6 separate regions of the Mus musculus genome follow, and regions 1, 3, 4, 5 and 6 are each linked to region 2. The links are chromatin loops, found by intact Hi-C in ENCODE. Cell type or tissue: left cerebral cortex. All regions are shown on one strand.

Evidence for each region. A loop is a pair of places that touch in the nucleus more often than their neighbours do. Peaks named below come from ENCODE experiments on the same cell type or tissue, not always from the same donor. Only the 100,000 strongest peaks of a DNase experiment are listed, where the experiment ranks them.
Region 1: a loop joins it to region 2, with 2.2 times the contacts of the local background. A loop is called at or near these places in 5 of 42 quality-filtered maps.
Region 3: a loop joins it to region 2, with 4 times the contacts of the local background. A loop is called at or near these places in 5 of 42 quality-filtered maps.
Region 4: a loop joins it to region 2, with 4 times the contacts of the local background. A loop is called at or near these places in 6 of 42 quality-filtered maps.
Region 5: it touches region 2 in a loop (5-fold over the local background); 15 of 42 quality-filtered maps call a loop at or near these places.
Region 6: a loop joins it to region 2, with 2.8 times the contacts of the local background. A loop is called at or near these places in 6 of 42 quality-filtered maps.

The regions. Positions count from the first base shown.
Region 1 is chr1:157,469,220-157,473,219 of GRCm38, reverse strand. Cryzl2 (crystallin zeta like 2) reads right to left here. Exons shown (of 10, transcript NM_001033284.2): 8 at 2,423-2,604; 9 at 804-1,032. Among named protein-coding and RNA genes, the nearest start is that of Cryzl2, 13 kb to the right of the region's middle. In left cerebral cortex, no CTCF peak of the experiment used is centred here; DNase peaks (open chromatin) are centred at 292, 812 and 2,270; H3K27ac peaks cover 2,876 bases.
Region 2 is chr1:157,534,640-157,538,639 of GRCm38, reverse strand. Sec16b (SEC16 homolog B (S. cerevisiae)) reads right to left here. Exons shown (of 26, transcript NM_001159986.1): 6 at 3,867-4,000; 7 at 3,128-3,279; 8 at 2,727-2,788; 9 at 987-1,122; 10 at 297-527. Among named protein-coding and RNA genes, the nearest start is that of Sec16b, 10 kb to the right of the region's middle. In left cerebral cortex, CTCF peaks have their summits at 787 (motif pointing right) and 1,966 (motif pointing right); DNase peaks (open chromatin) are centred at 913 and 1,986; H3K27ac peaks cover 250 bases.
Region 3 is chr1:157,409,596-157,413,595 of GRCm38, reverse strand. Rasal2 (RAS protein activator like 2) reads left to right here and starts at 1,001. Exons shown (of 18, transcript NM_177644.5): 1 at 1,001-1,859. The coding sequence starts at 1,658. 2810025M15Rik (RIKEN cDNA 2810025M15 gene) reads right to left here and starts at 1,244. Exons shown (of 3, transcript NR_027984.1): 1 at 471-1,244. In left cerebral cortex, CTCF peaks have their summits at 1,030 and 1,751; DNase peaks (open chromatin) are centred at 1,615, 2,406, 2,641, 3,643 and 1 more place; H3K4me3 peaks cover 3,926 bases; H3K27ac peaks cover 2,115 bases.
Region 4 is chr1:156,915,688-156,919,687 of GRCm38, reverse strand. All of the region lies in intron 1 of Ralgps2 (Ral GEF with PH domain and SH3 binding motif 2), which reads left to right. Among named protein-coding and RNA genes, the nearest start is that of 4930439D14Rik, 21 kb to the left of the region's middle. In left cerebral cortex, a CTCF peak has its summit at 2,043; DNase peaks (open chromatin) are centred at 642 and 2,021.
Region 5 is chr1:157,298,102-157,302,101 of GRCm38, reverse strand. Rasal2 (RAS protein activator like 2) reads left to right here. Exons shown (of 18, transcript NM_177644.5): 2 at 2,838-2,965. Among named protein-coding and RNA genes, the nearest start is that of Gm51654, 47 kb to the right of the region's middle. In left cerebral cortex, a CTCF peak has its summit at 2,348 (motif pointing left); a DNase peak (open chromatin) is centred at 2,340.
Region 6 is chr1:157,444,917-157,448,916 of GRCm38, reverse strand. No RefSeq gene overlaps it. Among named protein-coding and RNA genes, the nearest start is that of Cryzl2, 12 kb to the left of the region's middle. In left cerebral cortex, a CTCF peak has its summit at 2,375 (motif pointing right); DNase peaks (open chromatin) are centred at 1,626, 2,396 and 3,332; H3K27ac peaks cover 1,889 bases.

The DNA of each region.
Region 1 (4,000 bases), 65 kb after region 2:
GGTAATCTGTGAAGCGGGACAGTGAAAGAGCCTAACCTCTGCGAATCCACATTTGAACAGGACATGGCCTTCATCACTGACTATAACTACCAAACAGGCTGGTTTTGGGGTTGTTGGTTTGGTTTGGTTTGGTTTTGTTAACATTAAAACACATTAAGGAAAAAAGTTCTTAGAGAAAGAGAAAGGCAGGTGTCCCAGGAAAGGCCTGGGACTCGCATTCACAGCCAAGCTGCCTATGAATGCATGCGGTTCTGCTGGGGTGGAAGTCTAAGCCACAATTATGAGACTGCGGGGGAATGAAAACAGGGAGTGAATAAGCAACAGAATTAACTACAGTGACTAATGGATGGATTCTTGTCTTCTGACGCCCAGCACAACTCATGTTCTGGTCTCAGTATGGCGCTCAGATCATCCGGCTATATTTTGAGACATCTGTACTTGAAAACCAAAGGTCAGGTCAAGTGCTTCCTTCTTGGGACGCTGTGTTGCAAAGTTCAAGGTTCAAAATGACACATGTATATTATGTTCTAGTGCACGGTTAACTTCCCTCCCTCTGAATCTCCAGTGATTGACAGAGCCCTCAAATTCAGCTTAATCCCGCATCCATGTTGAAAGCCAGGAGAATGGCGGGGATCTGGACACACTGAAGCCCGTGACACTCTACATCCCAACACTCAGGATAGCATCCTTACCTATTCAGTCCACCAAAGGAGGGCTTATGGGACTCAGAGATAAGGCTGCCAGATTTGACAGGGATAATTTCCCAGCCTGCTCTCCCCCTCATTCCTTACGCGCCGTCTCACCTTCTCCAGCTTAAACACGGCACCCGTGTGGGGGTGGATGAGCCCTTGCTGGCAGTACTGCATGGCTGTGGACATGCTCTTGGAAAACACTGCAAAGTCCTGGTGTTGGTAGCGACCCCAGTACAGTCCCATGGCCGAGATGTTCTTCAGGAGCAACAGGTTGCTGGGCACGGACGCAATGTTTCCTCCAGCGAATCCCAACACCACGATCCTGCCCTCCCACGCCAGGCTGACGGCAAGGAGGAGACAGAAAAGGTTTTCGGACCGGGTGCTTTAGAATCAAGGCTGACTTCAAGTGTGGAAGGATATTGGGTATCAACCAATGGCACTCCATGGGTTGTATGTCAAGACAAGTCAGCTTGGACCTCGGGCGGTAGGGAATAAGGCAGCTGATGGGATATGAGGGATAAAGAGTCACTTTAAACAAGGGCACTTTAGGACTCCTTAAGGCATGGGACTTCTTTAGAGAATTCTGAATAATCTACAAAGCCTCCTGAGGTTTCTGTGCAGCCCATTGTGAAAAGTGCCAGAGAGCACACCACACGTGGGTCGTAACCAATGGCTTCCCACGGGGCTTTGCACAGAAAGGAAGTGAGAGGCTGTTTACAAAACACAGTTATCCAGGATGCAAGATGGAAGGCACAAGAGTGGGTCCACTTGGTCTCTGCTTCCTCCTCTGTTTCTCCTCTGCGCGTAGGACCAGCAAGTGACACCAGTGTCCAGACACCTGCCTCCCAGCTCAGGGATGCCTGCTGGGTTCTATCCAAGACTAACTGCATTCCTTCTGCGGGCCGGCAGCTCTTGCTGCTCTGGTTTTTCTACTTCAAAAATGAGATAAATTACAAAGCACAGATGTGAAAAATGAAAGCAGGCCTGGTGTGGTGACTCATGCATACTTATAAACTAAGTACTCAGGAGGTACTGGGATCAGAAGTTCGAGGCCAGCCTTGGCTACAGAGGGAGCTTAAGGACAGCACAGCACATACCTCGTCTTAAGAAACCAAGGAGGAAAGGAAAGGGGGATGGAGAAAGAGCAGACAGGAACAATGCTCTCAGAGATCACCAGAAGCCCTGGGTGAAATATAGAGACTGTAAGATAGAATAGTCCTACCAAGTCTCTAGTGACACATAGTTAATCAGACAAACTAAGGAAGCACACAGCAACTGCGGGACCAGCGCCATCAAAAGAGCTTGTACCTTGGTGCATAGTCATCCTGGGAAGGAGAAACTACCACCACAGCAATCTTAGCATCTGAACAATGATCGCCCCAGGACCCCACACCCCCACATATTTAAAGCAGCCTAGTGGGGAACCAGAGAGCTAGATTTAACACATGGATAATTTCTAAAGTCTCCAGCGTTGCCAACTGGAGAGTCTGGAGTCATTTTTTGAATATTTTCCAGTTGGGTATTTTGTTTTTACTATATTTAAGCATTTCCTGATTTTCTCTGCTTCTGTTCCTTGTCACCCGCCCACTCAGCTATTCTCGTTGACGCTGATGCCTACAGGAGATGTGAGCAGCAAAGACAGAGAGAGTTAGAGATGCAGGGAGTTAGAACTGCATGGAGCTTGTGTGGAGCCCTAGCTCTAACCATTCTGGACAGAGCAATACCCGCACCTGCGGAGAGACTCCAGGAAGACATCTCCTCCCACCATGTCAATGGCTACGTTGACCCCACCGCTGCCTGCCAGCTTCTTCACTGCATCCCTCAGGCTGCCCTGGCTGTAGTTCACACTGAACTGTGCTCCCCTCTGCACCGCCAGCTTGCACTTCTCGTCACTTCCAGTGGCAGCTATGACCTGAGTGAAAAACATAAGGTTTCCAATGAACCAAGTCGTGAGGTAGGAGGGACACATCCCACCAACCACCATGCCATGAGCATCCACCATGAGCCATACTGTAAGAATACAAGCTAGACATCACACTTGGAGTCAAGAATGCAAGATGTGTGTGGCAGGGAAGGAGACAGGCTCCACAAGCACAAATCAGAAATATCTAGTCTAGATCTTGAAGACTAGAAAAGGCTTCCCTGTGCGTGGATATAGGCTAGGGGGGAATTCCTGATGTCAGATAGACCAGGGTTCAAATCCTGGCCCTTCTACTCACCAGCTGCATCTCACTGTAGCAACAAAAGTAAATTATACAAGGAAGACCACACAGTTGAGACTCAAATCCAGATAGCTCAGTTAATCAGGCTCCACACACTTAACCTCTTCATGGCCAGACAGTAGCCCTGGGTCTCAGCTACCCCCTCCTAAAGTAAAGTGGAACACTGACTACAAGGTTCCATAGACGTTGGGGGATAGTGTTGGATAAGTTGCAGCGGTTGTCAGACATATGCAATCGCTTATTCTACTTAAATGTCAGAGGAACATCACAGGAAGGCATAATAACTGCCACTCCATTAGATTAAGCAGCTGAGCCAGGGTCACCCCAAGTAGTAGGTGGCAAAACAGCGCTCAAAGCCAGTAGCATCACCTTACTCCAAAGTGCGTGTGTGCCTGACTTTTCTCCTCTGTTCTCCTTGGGGGAAACCATGCCTCAGGCCCAAGGCACATGACACAGATGGGTGGCAAGTTCAAGGCCTGGAAAGTTTCAAAGCTGCAAGCACTGAAGCACCCCCTAGAGTTGCCTTGTCAGTGAGAACACCCACCACAAAGTCTGAGATGACATTCAGAACCTGCACTCTGAAGGCAATTTTGGTTTTGCTGGTAGTTGGGGGCCTTTTGTCATTGTCTTGCAGAGGGTCGCTTGCGTAGTTTCTTTGGGACAGGATATTGCTATGCAGTGCGGGCTAGCCTCTAGCTTCCTGTTCTCCTTCCCCAGCCTTCTGATGCTTAGAATAACTGGAGAATATTATATCCCACCCTGGAGATGAAGAAGCTTAATTTTCTTTCCTTTTTTGTTTGTTTTTTTATGGTGCTGAGAACTGAACCCAGGGCCTTGCACGTGCCAGTCAACTACTCTACCACTAAGTCGTGCCTGCTAAGCCATGCCTGTGTTTTTACTACAACATGACAAGCACAGCTATGGAACTATATCTATCTTTACAGCTCTCAAAAGGCTTTCAAATTTAAGTACTGCCAAGTGTAGATGTTTGGATAAGGGATATTCAACCTGCACTGCCCAAGAGTCTGACCCATGAAATGCAGTGCAGAGCCAGTCACAGTGGTATGTGCCTATAAATCCATCTGT
Region 2 (4,000 bases):
TGGCCTCCTACTCAGTCTTGCTTACCTCAGCCAAATGAGTGTACCACCATGCCTGACACGTTTATGAAACTTAAACTGATTTTTTAATGGGGAAATACTGGAAGTAAATATATAAACACTGCAGGGGTGGATGGCATACACCTATGTATTTTTATTATTCTTGCTTTAACTTTCTGATCTTTTCACATGATCTAAAAGAAGTATATTCTGGCCAAATCATTGGAGGAGCGGGAGACTGGGTGAGGGATGGTGGTCCACGCCCATCTGAAGGAAGTCTGAGGGAAAGGCTCTCTCACCTTCTTCCTTCCGTAGTAGAGCAGCTTGGTGAATTTCTCCACGATCTGCGCTGGCGTATCCACATTGGGGGGAATCTCCCCAGTGAGGAGATCACGAGTCCCAGAGCTCAGTACCGGCCAGTCCTCGTCAGTCAGGTTGATGAGGTTGGCTACAGGGGGCTGCCTCTTGTACTTCTCCAGCTTCTTGCAGTCCTGCATCAGCAGCTCAGCAATGTCAGATCCCACCATGGACTGCAGGATAAAGAGAGTCATCCTGGGGGATGCTCCAACCAGTCCCCAGGTTGGGCCCAGGCTGAAGAAGGAAGACAGCAGGGTCTCTGACTTGTTCCTGAGGCAGTCGTGCAAATACACTGGAGATCTTTTATGAATGGTTGAATTTCAAACATCAGCTTCACTATCGTGGTTACTCTCTGCCTGTCCGCAGCCACAGTGCTTATTGGAACCACTCACAATTCCACTGGCTGGTGCAGTAATCCAGGGATTGTACAACAAACCCCAGCCAGCAGGGGGCACTCTCCAGGAAAAGGTTAGCATTGGCACACCAGTGTTAGAACCGGAGCTACACTCTCCCTCTGGGCAACAGTGCTACATAAAGACTGCTTTTTCTAACTGTGCTATATACCAACTCCCACAAAGACAACAACTTCAGCCCAGCTTCCATCTGCCCCCTATATCAAAGCAGTGACTTACCCCATTCTGTCGACAAAGGAGAACCAGCAGTTGCCAAAGTAGAGCTGAGTCTCTGCTCCCTGGTGTCTCAGATTTGAGACACTGCGTTGCTTTCTGCTGACAAAACGTCATGATATCCACCTTGTGTATGTCCTCCCTGTGGGACGATTCAGGAAGCAAGGCCTGAGCAGACTGACTCTCCCTGTACAGACTCTGTACAATGAACTCGCTAACATGGCAGAAGGGTGAGAGCCCAGGACTGGAAGTCTGGAATCGCAAGATCGTTTGTTTTTTGGTTTTTTGGGGTTTTGGGGGTTTTTTTCCTGTAGAACAGGGAGGAGTTTCAGAGATTCTCTTGTGCATCCTTCCATCTTTTAAATGAGGAGAGTAAACCCAAAGACCTTAAATGACTTCTCAGAAGGGTTCTGTTTCAAGTCAGACAAGACTGGGTCCATGTCTGGATTATGTAAACATCTCACTTGCTCTGAGCCTCAGTGCCATCCTTAACTTAGGACGGGACTTTAAAAACAACTGCCTGCATTAAAAAAGGGGGTAAGCAAACTGTATGGCATCCATCAAGTAAGTGCTTGTTAAATGTTCAAGAACATTCATACTATTTAATACACAACTTAGTTTTTTGCAAACCTGTAAGACATAGGGGGAAAAGGGTTAGGTACTTAAGGAATGACCCTTGAGATTTTCCTCTGACCTCTACATTTGTACCCACATACATGTGTGAGCGTGTGCTTGTGAGCTAGCTTCAGATTACATGTACAAAGAAGTAGCGACATTCACTGGCCTTCATATGAATAGAGTTTCACGGCCTTTGGAGTAGGCAGAGTGAGTGCTATATCATTTCTCAAGGGAAAAACTTAAAGATGGCTGATAAGCCAGTACTTAGTAGGCTACCTGGCATGCTGGTCCTCTGACACCCACCCACCCAGGACTCATCACAGCTAAAACCCGATGAAATGTGGCTGAAAATGCTACAGCAGTTCTACTTTATTCCTGCAGAGGGCAGACGTTCACAATGGCAGGGAGCTGGAAAAATCAGCTCAAGAAAAAGCCGTTTTAAGAACGTTTCTCCAGGCCGTGCTCCATTTCCCCACTAATCTCTATCAAGTCCTTGGAACACTGAAGCTTCCTACCAGCTAACCTCTATGAAATGGAACTGTTTTTAAAGGTCTAACTTGTTAAGCTTACTTCTCTTTCTCCTCTTCAAATATGAAACAGCTTGCTAAAATCACTCAGGTCATCTCTTTTTCTACCTACTGGCATAGAAAAATCTGGTTCAAATAAAATAGACATTTTCTTCCCTGACAACCAAGACCTGGCCAGGAAGAGTCCTCAGCTTTCAAAAGCCTTTATTTAGGAGTTGGTGACATAACTTAGTGGGGTCAGAGAAGTTGCTCTGAAAGCAAGAGAACATGAGATCAAATTCCAAACACCCCCATAAAAGCCAGGCATGGACAATGTGTTCCTGTAATGCCAGAGTTTGGGGGACAGAGACAGGCATATACTGGGAGCTCAGTGGTCAGACAGCTTAGCCAAAATGGCAAGCTTCAGGTTCAGTGAGAGATCCTCTCTCAAAAACTAAGAGAACAAAAGAAGATGAGGGAGAGAAAGAAGAAAACAACAGATGTCTTCCTCTGGCTTCCACATATGTATGCATGTGTACGCCTTCACACATGTGTGCATATCACACACACACACACACACACACACACACACACACCCTTAACAACACTTACAGTACTTTACCTAATAAGGGGCCCTGGGAAAGCTCTCATCTCCTCCTGATCCTCAAAATCATTAAGTAAAACCTGGAGTAGAAAATAAAATTAGGTCACCAAGATTCTTCCAGCCAGTCCCCACCAGCTGAATCCAGTCTCATATCCAGGGCTATGGTCTTGTGGTGTGGCTCAATGCCTTGTGGAGACAGTTATACTTGTTGAAAGATGAGTCACTAGCATCTCAGGGAAAATGTAAATCTAGCATCACTTCTTTTAGAGAAAAGCCCACCCATTCTTGCTCACAATCTAAGGCACATGTGACTCAGTTCCCCCTCCTGGAGATGCCCGGCCTCAAGCAAAGTGAGAGCCTGAGCGAGCCATTGAATTGAGCCGAGTACTTGCATCCCTGGAACCCAAGATAATGATTACCTCCATGCTGTGCACTTCAACGAGGGCCGTTTGTCCATCAGCAGGAGAGTTGGGGGGGACACACACTAGCTGGCCTCCTGGCCCAAAGCTCACAGACACATGGGGAACATAGAACCTCATAGGTGCCTTTGGAACTGTCGCTGAGGTGTCATCTGGCCAACAGACACATGGTGGACATCGTTAGGTTTATTTTCAGTGCTTTTTAGTTGATACACTACTGTTCCCATTCTACCTGGGCCAGGATGAGATGCTAGGTGAGATACTTGGTTAGAAAAAGTCATGCTCTAGTCTGACTTAACCCTCTAAGAATACGTCAGATTATAGTGCAAATGGTCCAAATGATAACGCACTCATCTCGGATTCTCAGCCACGGTCAGAGGACAAGCAGCCTCTGCAGCCAAGCCTCCAGACTAGCGTTCATACCTCCCCTCACTTCACCCAGTCCTCCCAGGTCCCCTTGTTCTCACATGTTGCCTGAAAGCACTCCAGAGCGCCTCCTGGCCCAACCTAACAATGACTGGGAGCAGTGTTCCCTTCCAAGAGCAACCTATGATGCACATTCCATTACTGAAGACAAGGCAGGAAAAAGATCCAAAGTTGGCCTCTCTGCCTGGGAGACATGCTTAAACCAGCAAGGCAAATGTAGACCCATTCCTGGTAACACAGAAGGGTGACTTCCCCCATGACCCAACCTTTCCTGATCAGAATTAACCGGTTCCTGTGGCCTCTTGGTACCCACCAGCCTGAATAGGCCTCCAAGCTGCTGACACCATAGGTTCATACTCCTCGGGGGCAGCTGTCATGTACTGACTGAGCTCGTAGCTACTAGAGCTGAGCCCAGACTCGTGCTGCTGGAGAAGGCTGGATTTGCTG
Region 3 (4,000 bases), 130 kb after region 2:
AGAAAATTAGATTGACCTCTTATAGAAGGTCAAAGTAGAGAGAAATGAGGGCTGGGGTGGGCTGGGACACAACAAAAACCCTCCCCCAAATATTTTTTAGCATCATCTAATTATGAAAAATTCCTGATTGGTTTGAAGTAGCCATGTTCATAAATTGTTGAAAAACCTGATTTGTCAACATAATTTAAATTGGTAAATTTCTACCCGAAATTATTATTATTACTATTATTTATTTATTTATTTATTTATTTATTTACTTATGCCTAAAATCTCTGAAATCTGGATTGGTGAATCCCGCTTTGGGTGGGCACAAAACGAAGCCAATGTTAAGGAGGAAGACAGTTTACACATAGACCAAAAATAAAACCCAAGTGACACTGTTAGAAGAGAAGCCAACAGATTGCAAAGATCAAAGGCAAAAAAGAGAAGCTTGTTTGGTTAATGCTGGGGCTTTGGGGCATTTCATGTACTTGCGGGGCTCGTCCATCCATCCGCACCACACATCGTAGCCATGCTATTCTAAACTGATGATAAATCCAGCTCCAGGGCGGACAGGGCGCAAAGCCGGGATCTCGCACAGATCTCAGGATCCAAGACGCGGGGCCAGATCTCCCTTGTGGAGGAACCATGGCGTTTCTTCCGAGGTGACTGTTAGATAAAGCAGCGTCTTCATGTTCTTCGTCCGAGAAAGAAGCATTGGTCCAGAAATCAACAGGATAGGGGCTAAGATAAAAGGGAAGCGCCTTTCCCATCTTTTTAAATTTCCCGCACCCCGTTTTCTCTCCGCCTCCCCAACACCGTCTCTGCTTCCACCAGCAGCTCGAGGATCCCCGCACCGAGAGGCGGTCGGAGCAGGATAGTCTTAGGAAAGTAGGCGGGCCTGGCCCGCTGAGTATTTCGGTGCCCGATTTTTGCTGTCTTCGGCGGCAGTTCCTCCTCCGCTCGGTTACTGGATTGCACACGCGGCCGTGAGCTCGGCACTCGATTGCTTCGGCCTATCACCCTGGGATGCCGCCTGCCGCCGCCGCCAGCGCCGCGGCTGCCGGGCTTGTGGGTTTCTCAGAGGAGCGCGAGCCGGAGGAGCCCAAGCAGCGGCCGGAGCGGCGGCCTGAGAGTTAGCGGGCCGGCCTGCGCGTTCCGCGGGAGCAAGCCGACGCCAGGCGGACAGAAGCTGGGCCGGGGCGCGCCCCTCAGGCTGAGGGAGCCGGCGCTTTGAGCCCCCGAGGCGACGGCGGCGGGAGCCGGTCAGAGGGGGCGGCCCCTGGCGGCGACGCCCCCGAGCCCAGCCCTGCCTGGCCGAGCTCCATCCTCAGCCCAAGCCCGGGCGGCCCGCGAACGCGCCCGCGGGGGTTGAGCAGGGCTGCGTGGGGGCGGGAGGTGAGCCCGCGCTCCCGGGTGCTCCGCGTCCGCTCCGGACCCGCACCTGAGCCGGGACCCGCCTCCGCTCCGGACCACGCTGGACCCGCCTCCCGGCCCGGGTCCCACCCTCCGCTTGCAGGTGGGCTGCGGCGCCCGGCCTTCGGGCGGTGGGCGGCGGGGAAGGAGGTGAGCGGTGTCCGCGCCCGCAGCCGTTCGGGTGCTGGTGGCCGCGCCGTCGTCCCTTTCCCGCAGCCGGGAAGCCCGCCCCGCCGCCGCCGCCTGCTCCCTCTGGGACACCATGGAGCTGTCTCCGTCGTCCGGAGGAGCCGCGGAGGCGCTGTCGTGGCCGGAGATGTTCACGGGGCTGGAGTCCGACTCGCCGCTGCCCCCGGAGGATCTGGACGCGGTCGTCCCAGTCAGCGGAGCAGTGGCCGGTGGCATGCTGGATCGGATCCTTCTGGAGTCAGTGTGCCAGCAGCAGAGCTGGGTCCGGGTGTTCGGTAAGGATCACAAGTCGTCTGCCTCAGAGGCTGGCGTTTCTCATCTTTCCTTGGGCTCCGATGCATTCTTAGTCCCCCATCTATCCTAGGTCAGCTGTCCACATCTTTTTTTGGTTGTTGTTGTTGTTGTTGCAGAAAATGCTTTTTGACAAGTTTATCCAATATATAGCGCCTGGTTATGTGACTCAGTAGGCTCCTTTGGACCTCTTTAGATATCCACAGTAAGTTTATAGAGTTGAGCTATCTGGACGTAATTCTTAGGTGATTAATTAAAGGCACTTGCTGCTGAGTCCTCAGGAAGGTAGAATGGAACAAGGCACAAAACCAAGTGAATGGGATTTCATTTCCTTCCTGTTGTGTGAAGCAAGTGTTGAGAGAAAGATATGAAAAAGCTTAGTAGAAGATGAGCTAATGAATGAAAAACAAAACAAAACAAAATCGAGGGGTTGTGGGTGGGGGGCAGAGATGGGAGAGACACCCAGCCCTAGCCGTAGCCCTTGCACCAGCCCCAGTTCAAGTGTTTGGTAGCAGTAGATTTACCGACAGCTTTTCCTTGAACCGTACTCTCTGCTTGTCCTGAGTGTGTAGGTTGTTTCAGATTGCACTGCTGTTTCTGGTTTTCGTGGTTAAGCTACCCGGTTGTCACTCAGCAGGTTTAAAGTGATGAACACACTAAAGAAACTTTCCCTTTCTGCATTCCGAGTAACCATCTTTTAAATTAAACCTGAATGATGATTTTCTATTCAGGAAAGGCTGTGGCAACGTTAAACATGCTGTATGCATGGGTTAGCTGTGGCTTTCCAAAATATCAAGCTAGCAGAATGTTTCTGCTACACATGACCATAAAAGACATAGTAATGTGGTTGAATATAAGATGACCAATTTGAAGTATCTGGAATCACACAGTGTTGAGATGCTGTCCTGCAGTTTTGTTTGTCTAATATGCTGTTAGTGATCAGCATATTGTATTTATGGCTTGGCTTTCATACTTCCAAATAGGTTCTGTGCTTTATAATTCAAGACCATCTTTTCATGGTTTATAAGTTGTCTTTTGGACAGTTCAGTTGACTTCAGGAAAGATCCCAGACATTTGAATTCTTGCCTCAGTTCTGTCACTAAAAATTATTAAACAATTTAGGGCAGATAAGGCCATCTTTTTGCCTCAAATTCCTTATCTACAAAATGAGTGGATTAAATAATCTGTAGGGTCTTTTTAGTTATATAAAAAAAGCAACTCTCCTTATAGCTAGTTCTTAGAAATTTATGTATATACTACTTAGAATTTTGCTGGTGTTTCTAAATGTTTTTTTTTCTTTCTTTCTTTTTTCTCTTCCTTTTTGCTAAATGGGGGAATTAAAGCAAAGAGGTGGGAACTGACGCAGAGTTACTCAATTCATTCTCAGCAGGTTGGATTAAAAGCTTTGCTGCCTGGTAGTCCACCTGTCTGCTAGTTCAGGTTAGCTGATCACTTATAACAAAAGTTGATGAGAGTCTAAAAATGACTATAAATTGGAATACATTGTGGTTACATTTTATCTTCTGTCTGTATACACTTTCTCTTACTGTTTTTATACAATGTTAGAGAGAGGACCATGTTAGTATATATGATAATTGGCTGACAAGTGTTCAGAGCTGGATATTCTAGACCTTATTATTGTACATATCCTTCACATGTAACCCATGTAAATTTTTACTAATGTTTTGGTAGTCTGTTCTAGAACTGGACTTGTCATATGCACACACGTCTAAATATGTTTGAAGAAACCTAGAAATTAGTAGCACACAACTAGGGCCAAGAACCAGATAGTTTTCTTTTTGGTTTTGCCACAGCTTCGTTGTCATTTAATTTTGTCTGAGTCATTTTTATCTCCCTGGCTCCAGGTTTCTGCATACAATGTGGAATCTGAAGTAGTTGGCTTACATGCACATAAATTCATGCACAAGAAGTTATTCAGAGGAAGTATTTCTATGTTTAGTGGTAGAATTTCCACTGCATCATCTTTTTTTTTTTAATGTTTGATTTTTGTCAGTTAATTAAAACTCAGTTTTACTTGCTGTTTAATGCTGCTGCTTTTCTTTTAAGGATTTTTCCCTGGAGACTGCTTTGTTGTCCATACAAACCAAAACTAAGGGGGTCTTGC
Region 4 (4,000 bases), 620 kb after region 2:
GCGTGCATGCTCACGCTATAAATTATATAAGCATAGCAGTTCCTTCCCAAGTATTATTAGTTACCAAAGTATGCAGATCTTCAAGTACTCTATTTTAAATAGTGTAGTAGCTGGGCATGATGGTATAGGCAGACCTATAATCTCAGGTTAAAAAGTAGAGATGAGAAGATTGTAAATTCAAGGTCAGCCTGGCATCATGGGAAGGCTATCAAGAAAAAAAGTTACAGTATTTTCATATAGCCTGTGCAGATCTTCCTAACATCTAGGTTATTTACAATATTTAGCCCAATATAAATGCTATATAAAGTAGTGACAGTGTATTGTTTAGGAAATGATTAAAAATATGCATGTCCAATGCAATTTTTCCTCATATTTTATAGCTGGTTGAATCTGGATCCATAGAAGCCACATATATTTTGCAAACCAGTCACTTCTACCCCTCCTCCTTTCCTTCCTTTTTTTTTGAGATAGGGTTTCATACTTGAGCTTATTATATAGCCAAGACTAGCTCTTGTCTCCCGACCCTGTTTCTTACATACTAGGATTATAGGCATGTGCCAACACACCCAATTTGATAATCTGAAATTGGTGGAAAGCTTTAGCCCAGTGGTAGAGTGCTGGCCTTGCATACCCGATGATACAGGTTCACTCCCAGTACTGCCAAGACACAAACACCCACCCTTAGTTTGTGGGATGCTTAGCACTAGAGAATGTCATGTTCATTTGGCTGGTTAGATACTAGTGGAGTAGATCTCTAGCTTTCTTGTATTGAGGCTTGTGGTTTTCAAGCCTGGTTCTGTGAATGACCAGGAGGGTGTAACACATAATAATTTATCATTTATGCTGAGCAGAGATTTGAACCCAGTCTATTACCCAGCAAAGCACATTCCAGTATGATTTATTAATCTAGAAGTATGTGTCATTTCAGACTTCTTAGAATCATTAACTGTTTGTAAGACTAAAAAGAAAATTATACCGTAATGTTTTGTGTGCCATTATAGTATTTTCAAAGGTGGGGATCTTTCAAGGTGTTTTGGGATAGATCCCTCATAGTATCAAGGGTTTATTATACTTGAAGTTATCATAAAGGTATCCATTTGTTGGAACAACTGACAGTGTTCTTAGTCTCTTTGTCTGTATATTTTAACTTTCTAAGTCAGATTTGCAAGCTTGTCAGCAGTGCATTTATAAGAACTCATCCATACTGGGGGCACAATAAAGTCCAGGGTGACAGACGGTAGTCACCCTTTATATCAGCTTCTCCACACTCAGTCCTCATACTTCAAATTTCTTTCTTGAATTTTGCTTTCTGTTACATTCACACTATTTTCATTGTTCTAATAGAAAGAGGATTTTTGCCTCTCTTCGCCTTTGTTTATACTACTAACTGTATTGTTTGTTCTTGTAATGAACTGCCATCAAGAGAGAGAGACAGACAGACAGAGACAGACAGACAGAGACAGAGACAGAGAAACAGACAATTTATCTCCTGCCACTCTGTCATTTTCACAGCAGTTGAGCATATGAGAAAGGATAAGAAAGATGGTCTGGCTATGAAGAAAGTGCCAAGGATAAGCAAGCAGATGTACAATTAGAACCCACCCATCTCTGGTTAACCCATTATAGATGAGCACACATGAGCTCAGCATTGGGTTGGTGCTCTCGCACGTAAATCTGAGAAATGGAGTTCGCAGGTAAGCTTTTCTCTTTTCTTTCTTTCCCTTCCTTTCATCTTAACACATTTCATCAGTTTGCAGCAAGGTTTCGTAGCTAAGATTCTCCATGGGAGCAGGAGAAGGGTTGAGAAGCATGCTAGGTATAAGGGGCATCAAAACATGGAAAGATCTGGGATTTGAAATATAACCCCAGTTGAGATCTTTAAAATACCTCTACCTTTTCAGTAATATTCATCTCTGTTATTCTTTCCTTTAGCTTCAGGCAAAAATACTTGTCTATCTGTAACTCAGTCCAGAAAAGCCATTCTTGAGTACATTCCGGCTGTATGTTCCTTTTGCTGAACAAGTGACCTATATCGCCACCTATCGGTAAAGCTGTACTTTCTACTAGACATGTAGCTTGCTTAGATAACTGAATTTTTCAAGGTGAAGAGTTTTGTAGTTCAGGAGAATTTAATTTCCTTTTATATTATATATTTGGAAATAGTTTCAAACTAGAAGTGAAATTATAAGAATAGCATACTAGGATTCTCCACAGAAACAACCAAGAAGATAGATAGATACACACACACACACACACACACACACACACACATATGTGTATATATATCCCTTTAGAATAATTGTGTATATATCTTAATAGATTTTTATAGATAATGAAAAGCTCTTTTAATACATTTTGTACATATATGCACAACATGCATACATGTGCACACATTAAGGAGTTAGCCCTGTAGTCAGAGCGACTGAGAAGTCCCAAGGCACATTCACAGTTAGCAAGCTGGAGACCTAGGAGAGCTGATAGTAATCAGCTTTCCTCCCATGCCAGTGTGTTCCCTCATGACCCCACAGCAGCACACTTTGCTAGACATGTAAATCTACTTAGGATTCAATTGGGTTGTTTTCATGCTTTGATTGCTAGTATTATATAAGCATGCTTTAAAAAAACCCTCAAGTACATAGTATTGTGAGTTAAGTGGACTTCTAAGAGCCAGTCTTGAGTACAGAGTCTGACCAGAATGTATAAACTCCCAGCAAAGCTACATAGTAAAACAATGTTTAGAGCACATTTATTTATAGTTAACCTATGTGCATGTTTTGGTATAGTAGAGGCTAGAGTTCTTTTTTAAAATTTATTTCTTTTATTTTTTTGAGATTATAATTGTATTATTTCCCCTTCCTTTTCCTCCCTCCTATATAGCCCTTCTTAATCTTTTCATATTTATGGCTTCTTTTTCTAGTAATAATTGATATATATTTACATAATATTACATATAAATTATACAAATACACAAATGCAAACTGCTCAGTCTATATACTCTTTAAAAGAATATTTTGGTGTTTTAAATTACAAGTATGGGGGCGGGGAGTTGTATTTATGGGCATGTGCCCCATGCTGGTAATGAATTACTGTGCCACCATGCTGGTGATTGGACTAGTGTGCCCCCATGCTGGCGATGGACCAGCGTTCCAAGGTTTTGCCTGAGTACCATGTGCTTCAGCTCAGGTCCTAGAGGGCTACAGGGTAGAAGAAGCACTTTTGCTGTCTTTATCCCCTCCCTTCTAGTTTAATATGCTGACTTAGTTTTGAAAACCTCCTTTCTCAGGCTTCTTAAATGTATGCCTTAAGCATTTAGAAACAAATATGAAGTATAAATAGATGTTTTAACTCAAACAGTCATTTAGTGAGTGAGTAAGGCTTCCTGGAAGGTGGTTTATTTAGTTGTTCTGACATGACACTCTAAACATGTAGTAGATTCACTTAACATTACCAGCGTTTCCCCCTTTTGCTTCTTGGGTGGTGTGTGAATTTGCTAACCCTGTCATTATGCTTGGCTTCAAGCAATGGGAGTTTGCCCAGACCTCGCTCTCTCACAGTTTCAGGGTGTGCTCATGTCCATGAGAACTATCACCATTGTTTGAAATTCTAGCTACTCTCAGATTTAGACTTAAGTATAGCTTATACTTTTTACATTTCATGCCAAGGATGAGCGACCTTTTAGTCTTGAACTGAGAATACATTTTACATATTAGAATACGCTGATAACATGGTTAATTTATAGATACTAAGTATCCTTAGAAGATTTGAAACACTTCAAAGTAGGAAACTTTTAAAGTTATTCAACTGGTGTCATCTGCATAAATATTCCAACATTTGAGGAACTCTGACATTTGAACCATTTCTAGTCCTCAAGCATTAGAGCTGAGGGAGGTTCAGCTGGCACTTAGAAGTCAGTTGTCAACATTAGAGGTTAGCACTCTGAAGGTATGGATGGATCATCGTTAAAGCAGCCGTTTAGAACTGCATAGGTATACAGCATACC
Region 5 (4,000 bases), 240 kb after region 2:
GGTGATAAATAGCCAGTCTTAAAGTGCTTTGCATAGAAGTTTACTTTGGATTCTTCTTAATGTTTCTAAAATTATTTAATTTTTGTAAGGAGGCCAGCACGTAATGTCCTTAGTATTCTCATAGGAATGGGACACAGCAAATCTAAAATTGTTTCTAATTTTGCTATTAAGAGTCTTCTTTGTGACTCTGTTATGCTTTTCTCTAGTGAATTTTAGGTACTAAAAATAATTGGAATTCAGAATTAGAAGTAAGTCACTAGAGTCAAAAATGAAGTTTTTCGATACTGTTAAGGTGAAGTAGGGCAATGATCTGAGCATGCTCTGTTCTTACAATTCTCCATGCATTACATGATAGAGTGAGTCAAATCTATAGACGTCTAAAAAAACATCAGGGATTGTTGTTTGTTTTGTTAAAACAATTTCTTAAATCTTAATCCAGTTATACCAAACAGAACAAAAATAATCACTTATTCCTGTCTTTTTTCATATAACTCTTAAAACTATCAAAACTTATGAAAATAGCTATAAAAATGAACAATAGTGGCTTCTAGGATAACTCATCAGTCTCTCATTGTAGACAGATTTTTAAAAATGCTTCCTGTTCCTCCTGCAGTTACTAACTAAAATGATTCTAGGAATCTACATGCTTTATTGTTGACTCATTCACAGCACCAGGGGAAACTAGAAGAAAGTTCAGGTTCACAGACGAAGAGTGTTCAGAGTACTCAGAATCACACAGATAATTCAAGTTTTCTTAAGTTTAATACTGATGTAGATTTATCTTTTATCAGGAAACATAAATATAGGCTCTCAAACTCTTAATTTTTAAAGGGTGGGGGTCTATCAACACCATCTAGCTTTAGTATCAGTCATATAGTACAATGGACAGTTTGTTTTATACATGGCTACCTAGTGTAACAAAGTTAGTCACTTGAATACAACTTGTGTAGGTTACTGGGTCCCTATTTAACATAGATTTAAGTTTTCCTAATACTTCACTGTGGAATTAAGCCTACATTGCAATAAAATATAATTCATTTGTCTAGATCATATGACTGCAGTCAATTTTGACATAACTTTTGACTATAGATAAGAGTATTATAAACATGTCCAAAGCTTAAGAATTTATTTATTAGCCTTGTACTGGTGGCATAAACCTTTCACCCCAGCACTTTGGAGGCAGAGGCAGGTGGATCTCTTAAGTTTGAGGACACCCTATTCTATAGAGTGATTTTTCAAGATAGTTAGGGCTATACAGAGAAATCCTGACTTGGGGAAAGGGAGAAAAGGAAAGAGAGGGAAGGAGAGAGAGAGAGAGAGAGAGAGAGAGAGAGAGAGAGAGAGAGAGAGAGAGAGAGAGAGAGAGAGAGAGAGAGAGAGGAATTTTAAGGTTTTCATAATAATTTTGAAAAACTTTAGGATAATTTAAGATGCAGTTCTAACATTAAATAAAGATGCTTAGACTACAAAGGGAAAGCTATAGGTATGGAGTGAAGATACTGCAATGCCATATGTAACTGCTATATATTTTATAGAACAGAAACAGAAAAAGTAACAGGAGGCCGAGGCAATAGATTCCTATGAATCAGCACCATGTCTCGCAAACTCTTAGTATTATTGGTTCTTACACCCTAAATTATTTTTTGGAGGGAATTGGTGAGTTCCCTAAAACAAGACATATTTAAGTAGATTCATAGAGGCTAAGAATTTAAGCCAGAAAAAAAATGAAGGTAATATTGACCACTTATAGGATTCGAGAGGAGACATGTGAACTTATGTGCTCTGATAACTGAGTTGTAGCTTTCTACAAATAACTGCCTGTAATTTTGCATATTTGGATAATTACAACCTGAGACAGTTAGAAACTATTTGCATTTATTGAAGTCAAAGCCATATACCTGCTATTTAAGATTTACAATGGCCTTACCGTTGTGGGTATTTGTTTACTACTGTCACCAGTTTGGATTGCTCTTGTAGCACATCTTAATAGTAATAGGTATTTGAAGTAATTGCTTTGGTATATTTTTAAAAGGAAGTAGTCCTTTGTGGCCAAATGACTTTTAATATATTTAAGGAACTAACATAAAAGTTTATTTAATATCTAGTTAGATGATTATATATTAATCATCTAATATATAGTTATTATTAAGATATGTTTCTCATTTCACAGTACAAATGAGTCAGCAGTTCATATTAAACCATTTTAAAGGCACAGAGAATAATAGTACCATTCGGAACTTGGGAATTATTAGCTCATTTTACTTTGATGTTAGACACCCTCACTTCCAAGAGCCATCTTTAGATCATTCCTTGAGGAAATAATTTTTGCATGCTTTAAGATCTTAGTGGCCTCTAGTGGTAATGTGATACCATAGTTTTAGTCCCAGTTCTTATTAATATAAATCCATTTTGTAGATGTAGTCACTCAGCTCTTTACATTGCTCATTCAATTCTTGATTAATTGTATTCTCAAATCCTCTTCATCCCTAGACGAGAAATTGTTGTCCTTTCTTTTCACTGTTATCCCTGCTCCTATATTTTTAGTAATATCGGTTTAGTTCTGAAACAGCCTCCCATTGTCTCAATGTAAACTATGTTGATTACTATATTAAGCTTTTGGTACGTTTTCATCTTGGAATGTTTGAGCTTTTCTAAAGATTGTAGGAAGAAGTCTTCCTTAATCCATTATAATAGATTATAAAAGTAATTTTAGTTCATTGAGATTCATGTTTAGAATCACTTCTATTAATTCACCATATGAGAATTTTATATTTCAAATATTGGTGTACTAGGCATGAGAATGGTTTATTAATTGGTTTTTATTTTTTGCTACACAGATGTAAAAGGCCCACCAACCCACCGTCTGTCTTGTGGTCAGTCACCCTATACTGAGACGACATCATGGGAGAGGAAGTACTGCATCCTCACAGACAGCCAGTTGGTGTTGCTCAACAAGGAGAAGGAGGTGAGCTACAAAGCTACTGCTTATTTCTAAGCACATTTCTAAAGTTACATACTTTTTAGTTGTATTTTGATAAGGTTTCATTGTAAAATACAGACTCTAGCAACCATAAACTGTAGTGTAAGTGGGTACTATTGTTAAAATGATATGTTGCTGCAATGAAATAGCAAGCTCCACAGGCAAGACTGGATCTTGAGTAGGAAAACATAAAAACCACACTGAATTGATAAATTTGGAATGAGAGGCATTAAGTTGTGGAATCTGGTCCTGCAAATGGTCTAGATGAGCTAAATGATCTGTTCACTCCTGTGCTGACTAGTTTCTTGTCAGCTTCACACAAGAGAGTCATTTTGGCAGAAAATGCTCAGTGGAGAAAATGCCCTCATCAGATTGGCCTGTAAGCAAGCCTGTGGTGCATTTTCTTGATTGATGTTGGAGGTGTTATGGCTGGTGGTTCTAAGTACTATAAGAAATCAGGCTAAACCAGACATGAGGAGCAAGACTATAAGCAGCAGTCCTGTCTGGCCTCGGCTTCAGCCTCTAGGTTCCTGCTGTTTGAGTTCCTACCCTGACTTTCCCCAGTAATGCACTATAATTTGAAGCTATAAGCTGAAATAAACCTTTATTTCCCATGTCACTTTTGGTAGCTGTGTTTTATCATAGTAGTAGAAACCCTAAGACAAAACCCATCACAAAAAGTTCCTGTTCAGTTAAGTACTATCTTAGTTAGGGCTTCTGTGGCTGTGAGGAGACACCATGCCCATAGAAAGTCTTATAAATGAAAACATTTAATTGAGCTGCCTTATAGTTCAGAGGTTTATTACATTATTGTCATAGTGGGAAGCATGGTGGCACATAGGCCAGACATGGTGCTGGAGAGGTAACTAAGCATACTACACCTGGATCTGCAGGCAGCAGGAAGATACAGTGAACCACTAGGCCTGGGTGGAGCATCTGAAACCTCAAAGCCTACCTTCCAGTGAGTGACACACCAACAAAGCTACACCTCCTAACTGGGCTGCTCCCTGTGGGCCTATG
Region 6 (4,000 bases), 90 kb after region 2:
CCTCAGCCCGGGAACACAGCAAGGTTACAAGAACTTTATTCTTAACACTTAGTCAATCAAGGGGCAAGATGTCGGGGAGGATTTCCTTTTCCACAAACACTGCTCATTTACCAGGTGTGGAAGGGTTAGTGTTTGTGTAATCTTCCTTTCAGGCTCCCCAGGATAAGAGAGGAAAGGGGAAAAAAAAAAGGAAATTAAGAAAAGAAAGACCCACCTCCCGTCTGTCTCTTCCTCCCAGTGGACAGCACTGCTCTCACTTCCTTTTGAGCCAGGAGGCAGGAAGCCTAGCTTAGCTCCTGAACCTCCCCGTTAGCCTTAGGTTTCCTTACAGATGACTGTGCTAGGGAATGATCTAATAGGACAATTCACAGGACTAGCCATGGAGATAGACTGTCTACTACCATCGTGAAGCAACATTCCTGGAAATGCCCCCCCCCCAACATCTCTCCCCACCCCCCAAGAAAGGAAACTTCGATTTCCCTGGGATAAACAAGCTTTCTAGAGAGAGAGGCTCTGTCACAGACAATTTGTGAACTCGCCAATTACAAGCTCAAGTTCCACCCAAATACACACAATCAAAGGCTTTTACCAAGGCCATCATTATATGTGCATGGGCTTCCTGCTGTCTGGGGAACGTTTTTTAACACTGCAGTGGTGCAGGGGAAAAAATGTCATCAAAGCATCGAGGTAGAGATGGTTTGCCTAGAGTGGCAGGGTCTTTTTTTCCACCTGATGGCTTACTTCACCTTGTCCTTTTAATGCCACAGCCTGGGAGGGAGCGAAGGAAACCAAGAGGAAAAGAGTGGGCTGGGTTGTGCATGTAATTTGTCTCACCATTTTAGACGGCTCTTTTAATGAGCTTTCTCATTAAGGGCTCTGTGAGTTTATGCTTAAAGTTTTCCGGAAAAGCCGATTAGCCAGCTGAAATCAGATGGCACCTTCCCAGCCGTGGCTTCTTTTCCAGGTACTGAAAGAGAGACTATGTAAGAAGAGAGACCTGACCTAGCAAATATGAAAGCAAATGATGTAACGTTAGGCAATCCCTACGAAAATACTAGTGGTCATCAATTATTAGATTATCGGAGGCATCGGTGATAGCTTTGCTCTGTTCAACTTGTTCCTGAGAACAGAGAGGATAATTGTCTTGTGCTATCCTAGCCCTGAGCTCGGATTTCCTGTAGAGCGCATATTATATTGCATCAAAGATAAAGTGCCCTCTGGGCTTTGACCCCTGAAAGTTGGGCACTCAGTCTTACCTAGTCCTCCTTCTTATTTCCAGGCCCCAGTGCAGCACTCAGATCCAGTATTAAATCCAAATCCACTAAATAAGGTTCACCATTGCACTGACCCAATGAGGGGCCACCAGGACAGGAAAAAGTGCATCAATGATTTAAGTGAGTACCAGGCTGCACACCAGAGAACTTGATCAAGTGGCAGGACTCCACAAACATTTTAATGTGCTGACAGCCCCTAAGTAGGGCAACAGCCTTCAGTTAAAACTGTCCAGAGGGAGAGATGTATTGAGATCCAGGGAGACAATTGCTTTGTTGCTATGAGCATCCTCTGTTGGGTTTCTGAGTATGAATGGGTCCTTTTCATAACGGAGAGCTGGATGTGGCTTTTGCTTTGTTTGCCTTGCCAGTGAGTTTACTTAACAGAATCCAAGCACAGATGCACGAAAGTGAATCCTAGCTGTTGCCTATGCTTGAGCCGATTGTCCAGGATACCCACGCTTCTGCTTGGATGGTACAAATAATGCCCTACTCCCAGTGCCTCTAGAGACTTCGGGATATGATATATTTGCACAGCTTAACACAGTGTTGGCCATAAGGATATGTATCATGAGGCATAAAACAAGAAGGGGGGCTGGAGCTACCCGTCATTACTGATTCACTGGACTGTGTAGAAACACCAAGAGGGGGTGATACAATCCTTCCCAAAATGTTTGCTGAATGACCCAGCCCCTGACCCCCACCCCTTTACAAGTCTGGTGAAGAATAAATAGTCTAGTGTCCATGCCAGGGATGCTTGCTCTGTCTCTCTGTCTCTGTCTCTCCATCTCTCCCTCCTCTCTCCGTCTACACACACACACACACACACACACACACACACACACAGAGTCAGTGAGCAGTGAATGGTCCATGCCCAGCGACATCAAAATGAGCTTGGATGTTCTCACATCGAGTGCGTAGGCCCTTTGCGGTGCAATCAAGGACAGCAGCAGCAGATCCCTGAAGGTGCTGATGAAGAAAAGAGTTGGTCTTCCAACTGGTATGGCACCCTATGGGTTGGCATGTATAGTTTAGGCAAACCCCCCAGATGGTTCTGCTTCCTGCTCAAGTTCAAGGACTTCTGGCCTGGCAGAGCCTCCGGTCACTAGAGGGCAGCCTGAAGCAGCCTTTTCGAGCGCTTCTCCCTTGCCAACTGCCAAAGCTGTGGTGCCCATGTTGTTCTGGCCAGTAGCTTGCCAGCCCACCCAGGAACCGGTTTCCTTCCAGAAACTTGTCTCGTTGCCACAGCACTGAATATATCCTGCATGCATTTCACAGTGGCACTATCAGAAATCCGATTCCCAGAGAAAAATGAGTCCTTAAAGATGTACAGATTGTGCATTCTCAAACATTAGATATTGGAAGAATCGAAGGCATTCTTCCTACTCCCAAAAAGTTCAAAGATAAGGCAAAACTATAAAGATATCTTTTTTAAAAGATTATAATGAGTTAGCAGTTTTCAAGTTAATAGAATAGAGTGGTAAGTTAGACATAGATGCTTGCCTATATTCATCAAGGAGCCCCAGGCCCAAGGGGGCTGAATGGCATCATTGCAGACTAAGATGTTTGTAAATTATTGTGGGGAGGGTAGGATGAAAGGGGACCTTGGAATAAAGTGAGACCCAGAGTCTAACTCAAGGCCTTCTCCTGGTGCCTCAGCGGGTACTTTAAATATCATCAGCCATCAATTTTCATATTGGCACAGTGTTGTGGATTCAATACAAGCTTGCAGAGCACTACTGGGTGCCAAGCTCTGGGAATACAATGGTAGGTAGACAAGACAGAGACCTTCATACCGCCCTCAGCCATTTACAGTCCAGTGTGGGAAATGAATGAGCAGTTCTGAATCAACGTACTGGGTGGCAGGTAAGGTAGGGTCTGTGAGTGTCCGTAGGAGAGAAGCCTAACTCAGGGTCCAGGTGAAGAAAGAAGGAAGGCTTCCTGGAGGTAGAGCCCTCCAGTGGGATCATCGAATACAGGAGTTAGAAGCAAAGAAAGGTCAGGGAAGAGAGGAAGCAAGGCCTATTTAAGGAACTGAAAGAAGAGCCTGTAAGTGGGTAAGAGGGAGCCCAAGAGGCAGAGCCCAGCATTTAAGAAGCCTGTTCTAGGGCTGGTGAGATGGCTCAGTGGGTTAGAGCACCCGACTGCTCTTCCGAAGGTCCAGAGTTCAAATCCCAGCAACCACATGGTGGCTCACAACCATCTGTAACAAGATCTGACCCCCTCTTCTGAGTGTCTGAAGACAGCTACAATGTACTTACATATAATAAATAAATAAATAAATAAATAAATAAATCTTTTAAAAAAAAAAAAAAAAAGAAGAAGCCTGTTCTAGTGGGGATATTCGGTAATAACCCTTAGGGCACTTGGGAATCGCTAAAGGGTCAGGAGTAGTGGTGGGAGTCAGGTCCCCACATTTGGGAGCGCCTGCTGATGCAGGGTCAACGCTACCTCGGAACACTAGCAAACAAGTCTGCAGGACTCCGCCTTGCCCTTTAACTGGACCTTTCCGGTTTCCTTCCTCCGTCCATATTCATCAGTTTTCCCTGAAACTCTTTCAAAACAGAGCTCTATTTTAAGGTCATCTTCACTGGGAAGGAAGCAAGAAGAACCTAGCATGTGACTGTCATGCTTGCTGGACTTACTTGCCTGCCCTCAAGTCCCAGCGTTCCTTGCAGCAGGTGATCTCTAAGGAAGGACAGGGACAGAGGGAGGCAGGGGGATACCAA